Regions from separate parts of the Homo sapiens genome. Here region 2 is linked to region 1. The links are chromatin loops, found by intact Hi-C in ENCODE. Cell type or tissue: mammary epithelial cell. All regions are shown on one strand.

Evidence for each region. Peaks named below come from ENCODE experiments on the same cell type or tissue, not always from the same donor. Only the 100,000 strongest peaks of a DNase experiment are listed, where the experiment ranks them.
Region 2: it touches region 1 in a loop (10-fold over the local background); 3 of 110 quality-filtered maps call a loop at or near these places.

What each region holds. Positions count from the first base shown.
Region 1 is chr5:18,312,848-18,316,847 of GRCh38, forward strand. No RefSeq gene overlaps it. Among named protein-coding and RNA genes, the nearest start is that of LINC02100, 430 kb to the right of the region's middle. In mammary epithelial cell, a CTCF peak has its summit at 1,530 (motif pointing left); no DNase peak of the experiment used is centred here.
Region 2 is chr5:16,804,489-16,808,488 of GRCh38, forward strand. All of the region lies in intron 3 of MYO10 (myosin X), which reads right to left. Among named protein-coding and RNA genes, the nearest start is that of MYO10, 130 kb to the right of the region's middle. RefSeq lists enhancers at 1,401-1,901, 1,902-2,402. In mammary epithelial cell, no CTCF peak of the experiment used is centred here; a DNase peak (open chromatin) is centred at 2,423; H3K27ac peaks cover 1,253 bases.

The sequences.
Region 1 (4,000 bases):
AGAGGCTGAGGCAGGAGAATTGCTTAAACCAGGGAGGCAGAGGTTGCAGTGAGCTGAGATTGTGCCACTGCACTCTAACCTGGGCAAGAGAGCAAGACTCTGTCTCAAAAAGAAAAAAAAAAAAAAAAAGGACAATGTTGGGGGTAGATAAAGGGTTGCCAGAGTCAACAATAAATGGAGAGGAATAACCAACAAAGCAGTGGGGAGATAAAAAGTAGAAAGCAATGCTGTGTGATGCTAGTAACATGACAATAAAAATAATATTGGAATATATTATGGTATAATATAATAACACAATGTAACTTCATATAATGTAATATAAAATCAATTAGCTTGACATTCAATAAAAATTCCTGTTATATATAAAATTTTGGACAAAGAAAAATCAAACTTGAAAATTTATTGTCAGACATAACTATTGTGCACATTTTATTTTAAATATTTAAAAAAGGAAGCAAATTGATGACTTACTGTAGTGTGCATGCTTTATTTAAATTTTTCCGTTTGTGTCCCAGGGCCAGTATATATTTAAATTAAATTCAGACATCTTTAATAGTTTTATTCAGTTACCTATAAATAATTTCAATAAACACAAATGGCAATCATATATCCAACATTAATGTTTCTTTGCTATTTGAGATTCTGATTATAAAGTTAGGAAAATTGACCATACATTTAGAGAGATTTTGAATCATAGGGATTGAAATCAAAATGTCTCTGAAATCAAAGCATCTCAGTTATACGAATGAGTGACTTCTACTCAGATGGACTGATGTTTGGATTTCCACTGCTGAAATATAAAGAGGAAGAAGCATGCACAATTTCACACAATCAAGCTAATTAGAATCAGTAATGTCTAATATTTTCAAGTATTTCCTCTTACAGTAAACTGTTTCAAGTCTTTTGGTTAAAATATATTAGAATATGTTTGTAGTCAAAATTATCTTCTGCTAAAATTCAGGTTTAAAAATTTTTAATGCAATCTACTTTATATTCACAAAACTGTTCAGAAATCGTAACAGCATTGACATTGATCTGATACATCGTGATACTTTTTTTAACTGATTCAGATAAATTCATATATAATTTCAAAGTGATTGAAAGTGTCCATATATAATGATGATATCATTTGCATGTGCTGATGTAGAAATTCTCACACTTCATTTATAGTTCCCTGTGTACTATGCTTGTACTTGTGGGTGTAAATGAATGATTTGTCCATGTAACTTACCTATTCAATTTTCACTTTGATGTTTCTCTTTTGTTTAAGGAAGGGAAATTCTTTAGGCCTCTTTGTAAAATTACCTTTTAGGGGACTATGTTCCTGAAATTATAGTTAAATAAACTATTTTCACTTCAAAATGTACAATGGTCCTTACTCATCCATGCCTCTCAGGTTTTACTGAAGAGACTATTTATTTTGCTATTGTTTCTTTTGATCAGATGAAATTAAGGTATATATAAAAGCAATATTTGTACAACTAAAGTTAATTTTATTTCATTTGTATTGTCGTTTATGTGATGCTGCCACCTTGTGGCCATTTGGTCAATATTAAAATTTATATTTCTGGCTAGTTTATAAGAATGCCCCCTAAAGCATTCTAGAATGTATCTCCCAACGTCATGGACAATATTTGCTCTGATAAGTACTATCCTGCTAATTATCTCTCCGTATATAAGCCATTACAGTTATTTGTGGCATCTGAAAGTTTTAGGTAAATTACCCGAGAAAATGTTATTTCGATGATGTTCAATTTATATAAATTGACATTAACATTTGTCTTAGAAAAAGAAGGAATCACGTTTAAATACTGTCTTTACATAAATACATTTCATAGTGTTTATCTTATCATGTGCCTGTGTACAATAAAGTTATTTTAATCAACAAGTTAAACAATTTCACCTTTTTAGAATGGACATAAATAAGGTAAAGATCAATTGTATCAAGAACTGAAGACATGTTTTTCATCATTATTACATACTCTAGGTTACAGAGTATCTAAAATATGTCATTAAATTTTAAAATTGTCTTAGAACCTATAGCTTGGAAATAGTTCATTTTTTTATTAAGCCTTATTATACTTGAGATTTTCTCATTTTTATTCTATATTAAAATCAAGATATTAAAGCAGAGTATTGTTAGTGTACATAACACATTTTCTCCATCGCAGATGGGAATCTTTCTTTTTTTTAAATTATACTTTAAGTTTTAGGGTACGTGTGCACAACGTGCAGGTTCATTACATACGTATACATGTGCCATGTTGGTGTGCTGCACCCATTAACTCATCATTTTCTTTTAGACTTTTATTTTAGCTTCAGCGGTACATTTGCAGGTTTGTTGTATAGAGAAATTGTGTGTCACAGGTGTTTTGTGTACAGATTATTTCATCACCTAGGTAATAAGCATAGTATCCAACAGGTAGTTTCTTCTCCCTCCTTCCAACCTCCAGTAGGCCCCGGTGTCTGTTGTTCTGTTCTTCATGTCTGTGTGTTCACAATGTTTAGCTTCCACTTGTAAGTGAGAATAGATGGTATTTGGTTTTCTGTCCCTGCATTAATTTGCTTAGGATAATGGCCTCCTGCTCCATCCATGTTGTTTCAAAGGACATGATCTCATTCTTTTTTAATGGCTACATAGTATTCCATGGTGTAATGGATGGGAACATTAAGGATAGTGGATGAGAACTCTGCTATCATGCCTGATCCTGCCACCACATAAGATTTTGTCCAGTTAGCTTTGAATTCTGCCTGTCCATGACCAACTTTCAATTTGCATGGACTTTCAATCATTTGCATTCTGTTCCTGTCAATTGTTGGAGCTTCACGTCTTTCCACTGCAGTGAAGGCCAGACTTCTTAGCCTTCTGGTTTTTCCTAATGGATGGAATTTATTAGAAGCAATGAGAATAGTTTTATCACATTGCTCAAAATATTTTCACAGCTTTCTGCTTTTCATTCAGTCAAATACAAGTCTTAAACCCAAAAATATATATTTCCAGAAACAACATATAGTACAGTTAATAATCATCATGAACATAATTTTAATAGATGATCATATATCACCAGATAGGAACTGGTACAGTTTCCCATAGAAATTTGAGAGCAAATAAAAAGAAATTAGAAATAAATTACTAAATATAGATTTTGTTCCAGATATACATATACACATATCATCACTCATTATGAAGCAACTTCTTTTTTCTGTAAAATAGGCAAGAGCACACTTAAAAATATTGATTTGAGGTAGAATACAAACCTATTAAGAAGAGTTTTAGTGGTCGGGCATGGTGGTTCGTGCCTGTAATCCCAACACTTTGGGAGGTCGAGGCAGGCAGATCACCTTAGTTCAGGAGTTTGAGACCAGCCTGGCCAACATGGTGAAACCCTGTCTCCACTAAAAACACAAAAATTAGCCAGGCGTAGTGGCACGCTCCTGTAGTCCCAGCTACTTGGAAGACTGAGGGAAGAGAATCAATTGAACCAGGTGGTGGAGGTTTCAGTGAGTGGAGATCATGGCATTGCATTCCAGTCAGGGTAACACAGTGAGACTCCATCTCAACAACAACAACAACAACAACAAAGAGTTTTAGTGTAACTTTCAGATAGGTAAATGGATATACCTCACTTGAGCTTAAAAAGAAAAATATCACAGAAGAGAATTAGGAAAATAAAAATTTTTTAAAAGATGAATTTAAAAAGCAAAAACTCTATATACACAGATAAATTAATAGCACTGTATATAAACTTCAGTTCTTCTTTAATAGAATTATGATAGTCCTGCATATTCACATTAAAATTGTTCTGAAAGCAACATTTTCCCAATTTCTGCCCTCCAAGTTCAACCTGAAGAAATGTTTAATTAATCCCTGATCATAAAATGGTGTGAGCAGACACCTGTCATGCTTACTCCCACCTTGTTATCCTCCTGCTCTGGGAAAGGAGCCAGGTCACCTTTTCCAATTGCCTTATGATTATACAAAACCTGGTAGCTAACAATG
Region 2 (4,000 bases), 1.5 Mb before region 1:
ATGACAAATGGCACTTCTGAACCTGCTAAAACAGGGATGTAAAATAACACCGGCAACCATAGTCATAGTTCCCAATCGTTTATTTCAAGAAAGACAAATTATGGTCGCGCGCAGAGGCTCCGGCCTGTAATCCCAGCACTTTGGGAAGCTGAGGCAGGAGGATCACCTGAGGTCAGGAGTTCGAGACCAGCCAAGGCAGGAGGATGGCTTGAGCCCAGGAGTTTGAGACCAGCCTGGGCAATGTGGCGAAACCCCATCTCTACTAAAAATACGAAAATTAGCTGGGTGTGGTAGTGCATGCCTGTAGTCCCAGCTACTCGGCAGGCTGAGGTGGGAGGATCACCTGAGCCTGGGGAGGTCAAGGCTGTAGTGAGCCATGACCACTGCACTCCAGCCTGGGTAATACAGTGAGACCCCACCTCAAAAAAAATTATTTGAAATGTCAAGCATTCTTTGGCAAAAATAATTACAGTCAAGGACATCTTATCTCCCCCATCTTAAACTTACCACCCCACTCTTCAATTTGCATGGATGACTTTGTCACTGAAGTATAGGCTACATGTGTAAGAGGTTCACTGAGTAATAAGAAAAGTTCAACATGTAACGTGAGTAAAAATGGCAGCTGGAGGTGGGGAAAGAGCTAGCTTGTTAAGTGTCAAGTGAAGCAAAGATAAAGTGTGGTAAGAAATTCTGGCTGGGTGCAGTGGCTCACACCTGTAATCCCAGCACTTTGGGAGGCCAAGGCCAGCAGATTACTTGAAGTCAGGAGTTCAAGACCAGCCTGGCCAACATGGTGAAACCCCGTCTCTACTAAAAATACAAAATTAGCCAGGCGTGGTGGCGGATGCCTGTAATCCCAGCTACTCGGGAGGCTGAGGCAGGAGAATCGCTTGAACCCAGGAAGCAGAGATTGCAGTGAACCATCATGGCACTGCACTCTAGCCCGGGCAACACAGTGAGACTCCATCTCAAAAAAAAAAAAAAAAAAAAAAGAAAAGAAAAAAAAGAAATCCTAAGGTCTATGAGACAACATTTGCCATGGGCTCACGTCATTTCTCACTCTATGAAAAGATATTGTTACCGCTCCACAAACGGCCATGATGATGCCATGCAGTTTAAGACTGTGGACACATGCAGCTCCCAAACACGAGGTGGGGCCACGTACCGGTTTCCTCATGTTGGATTTCAAATTCCACAAGAATAAATAAGCTGGTCGGTTTAATGGCTTTTCAGAAATAGGAAGTACATTCTATTTTGAAGCACATAAAAACATTTTCTTGTCAGAAAAGTTCCACATAACTCACCCCCAAAATACATTCCCTTGCCCATTTTAATAATTTGGAACAGCTGCAGCACAAATTGCTTAAAAATGTTGGAGAAGCTCACTTCATCTCTTCAATCTAAAATCTACCAAGTCAAGGTTTTCAAAAGGCCTAAGGGTATAACACCTAGTGTCAAATTTCACACCCCCAAAAAATCAAGTATCATTTGACTTCAGCATGCATATGTATATCAAAATATCATGTTGTGTATCTTAAATACAGCCAATAATTTTTTTTTAATCAAGTGTAACTGGCCGGGTGCAGTGGATCACGCCTATAATCCCAGCACTTTGGGAGGCTGAGGCAGGTGGGTCATTTGAGGTCAGGAGTTTGAGACCAGCCTGGCCAACATGGCAAAACCCCATCTCTATTACAATTTAAAAAAAAAAATTAGCTGGGCATGGTGGCGGGCACCTGTAATCCCAGCTACTGGGGATGCTGAGGTAGAAGAATCGGGAGGTGGAGGTTGCAGTGAGCCAGAGGTTGCAGTGAACCGAGATCACGCCACTGCACTCCAGCCTGGGCCACAGAGTAAGACTCTACCTCCAAAAAAAGGCCGGGTGCGACGGCTCACACCTGTGATCCCAGCACTTTGGGAGGCAGAGGCGGGCGGATCACGAGGTCAGGAGATCGAGACCACGTTAACACGGTGAAACCCCATCTCTACTAAAAATATAAAAAAATTAGCTGGGCGTGGTGGCGGGCGCCTACTACGTAGTCCCAGCTACTCAGGAGGCTGAGGCAGGAGAATGGCATGAACCCAGGAGGAGGAGCTTGCAGTGAGCCAAGATAGTGCCACTGCACTCCAACCTGGGCGACAGAGCAAGACTCCGTCTCAAAAAAAAAAAAAATCAAGTATAACTGAGAAAACTTAAAGTGACTCAGTGGCCTCATACAGGATGCTTATAGAGACCAAGGGACCCAGGTTGGATATCACAATCCCAATGCAGAAATAACTCATCTAAACAGCATGGTTTGGTCAAGTCAGAAGACACCAAGTCCACAGCCCTGAAGAACCTCCCCTGGCACTGCTTCACTCCCCCGGGACTAAGATTCTGATCAGTAACAACAAGGGATCCTCTGTTACCCCACATGACCGCTATGTGCTACAGAAATCAGAGGTATGTATCATCGCTATTGTTAATGAAAATAAAACCACAATGCTTTTCGTCATGTAGTCCTGAAAAGCTGGATGTAGAAGATACAATTTGAAATGCACTGGGGAAATGGGTTATTTAAAGTCTGTGCTATGGCAGCTAAAGGGAAGAGTTGTTAAGAAGTGAGATCCATTATCCAGATTTATTTCGTACTCACCATCCCCCCGTTTCCTTCTCTCTCAAACACCTCGGCTAAATACGGCAGTGACTTACTTCCTAAATCTTTATCTTGAGTGCAACTTCAGCTGTAAGTTACAGATCCATATGTTCAGTGGTCCACTGGCTCAAGCTCAACAGACATGGCTAACCTCCCCCAAACACCTGTTACTTCACACATAGTGACAACTTGACAAATGGCACCACAGCCTACCCAAATGAGTAATCCAGTAATCCTACAGAAATTCAGCTTACTTGGCCCCCAAACCCAGTTAAACACTTAGCATCTACCTCTCGGTATCTCACACAGTAACCCCTCCTAACTGGAAGCCCCTCCTTTCTCATCCACCACCCTGTGACCAAGTGACGCTTCCCCAAAACGCATGCTTAAAGTTATCCCCTACAGCTTTCATGAGTCCGTTCAAGCTCACTGAGTTGCACAGAGCCATTCCTTCCTCCATTGCTCTCGACCGCCTTGCCAGCCAGCAGCATGCAACCTTTGTTCTGGCATCTAGAATGTCCTGCGTTGGATATTAAATAACAATGCATCACAATATTTCCGTCTTTCCACATGATGATCTGCTGCCAGGACAGCTATCCTCCTTCTTGGCCAAATTCCTCTACATATGCTCAAAACTCAGGCCAACTATTAATAGCACCTCAGTGAGGAATCATTTTCTGACCCTCTCATCCCCTCCTCATTGTGACGCTCCTTCTTTGTGTTCCCATGTATTTTTATCACACCCATTGTCACCCTGAGCTATTGTTCATCGTTTGCCTGTGTCTGTCTTCACTAATCAATTAGGGACCTTTCATTTACTCAGTCTTTCAACAAGCCATTCCTGTAAGCCAGAGTCATTCTGCATCCCTGGAGCCTAACACAGAGCCTGGTACCCAGGCAGGGCGGCATCAGCATCGATATGCTGAGGACACATGATTTCACCACCAATCCACCAAATAAATTCATGTTTTAACTGTCTTCTAGTGCTTTATGCCCACTATCTTCTACATAACCCAATTGTCTGATGTTGTCCAATTAAACAATTAGAAACATTTCAGCCACGTGTAGTGACTCATGCCTGTAATCCCAGCACTTTAGGAAGCCCAGGTGGGAGGATCGCTTGAGGCCAGAAATTTGAGACCAACCTGAGCAACACGACAAGCCTCCATCTCTACAAAAAATTTTAAAAATACAAAAAATTAGCTGGCTGTGGTGGCACGCACCCATAGTCGCAGCTACTTGGGAAGCTGAGGTAGGAGGACTGCTTGAGCCCAGGAGTTGGAGGCTGTGGTGAGCTATGATCGCACCACTACACTCCAGCCTGGGCAAAAGAGTGAGGTCTAAATAATAATAAATAAAAATAA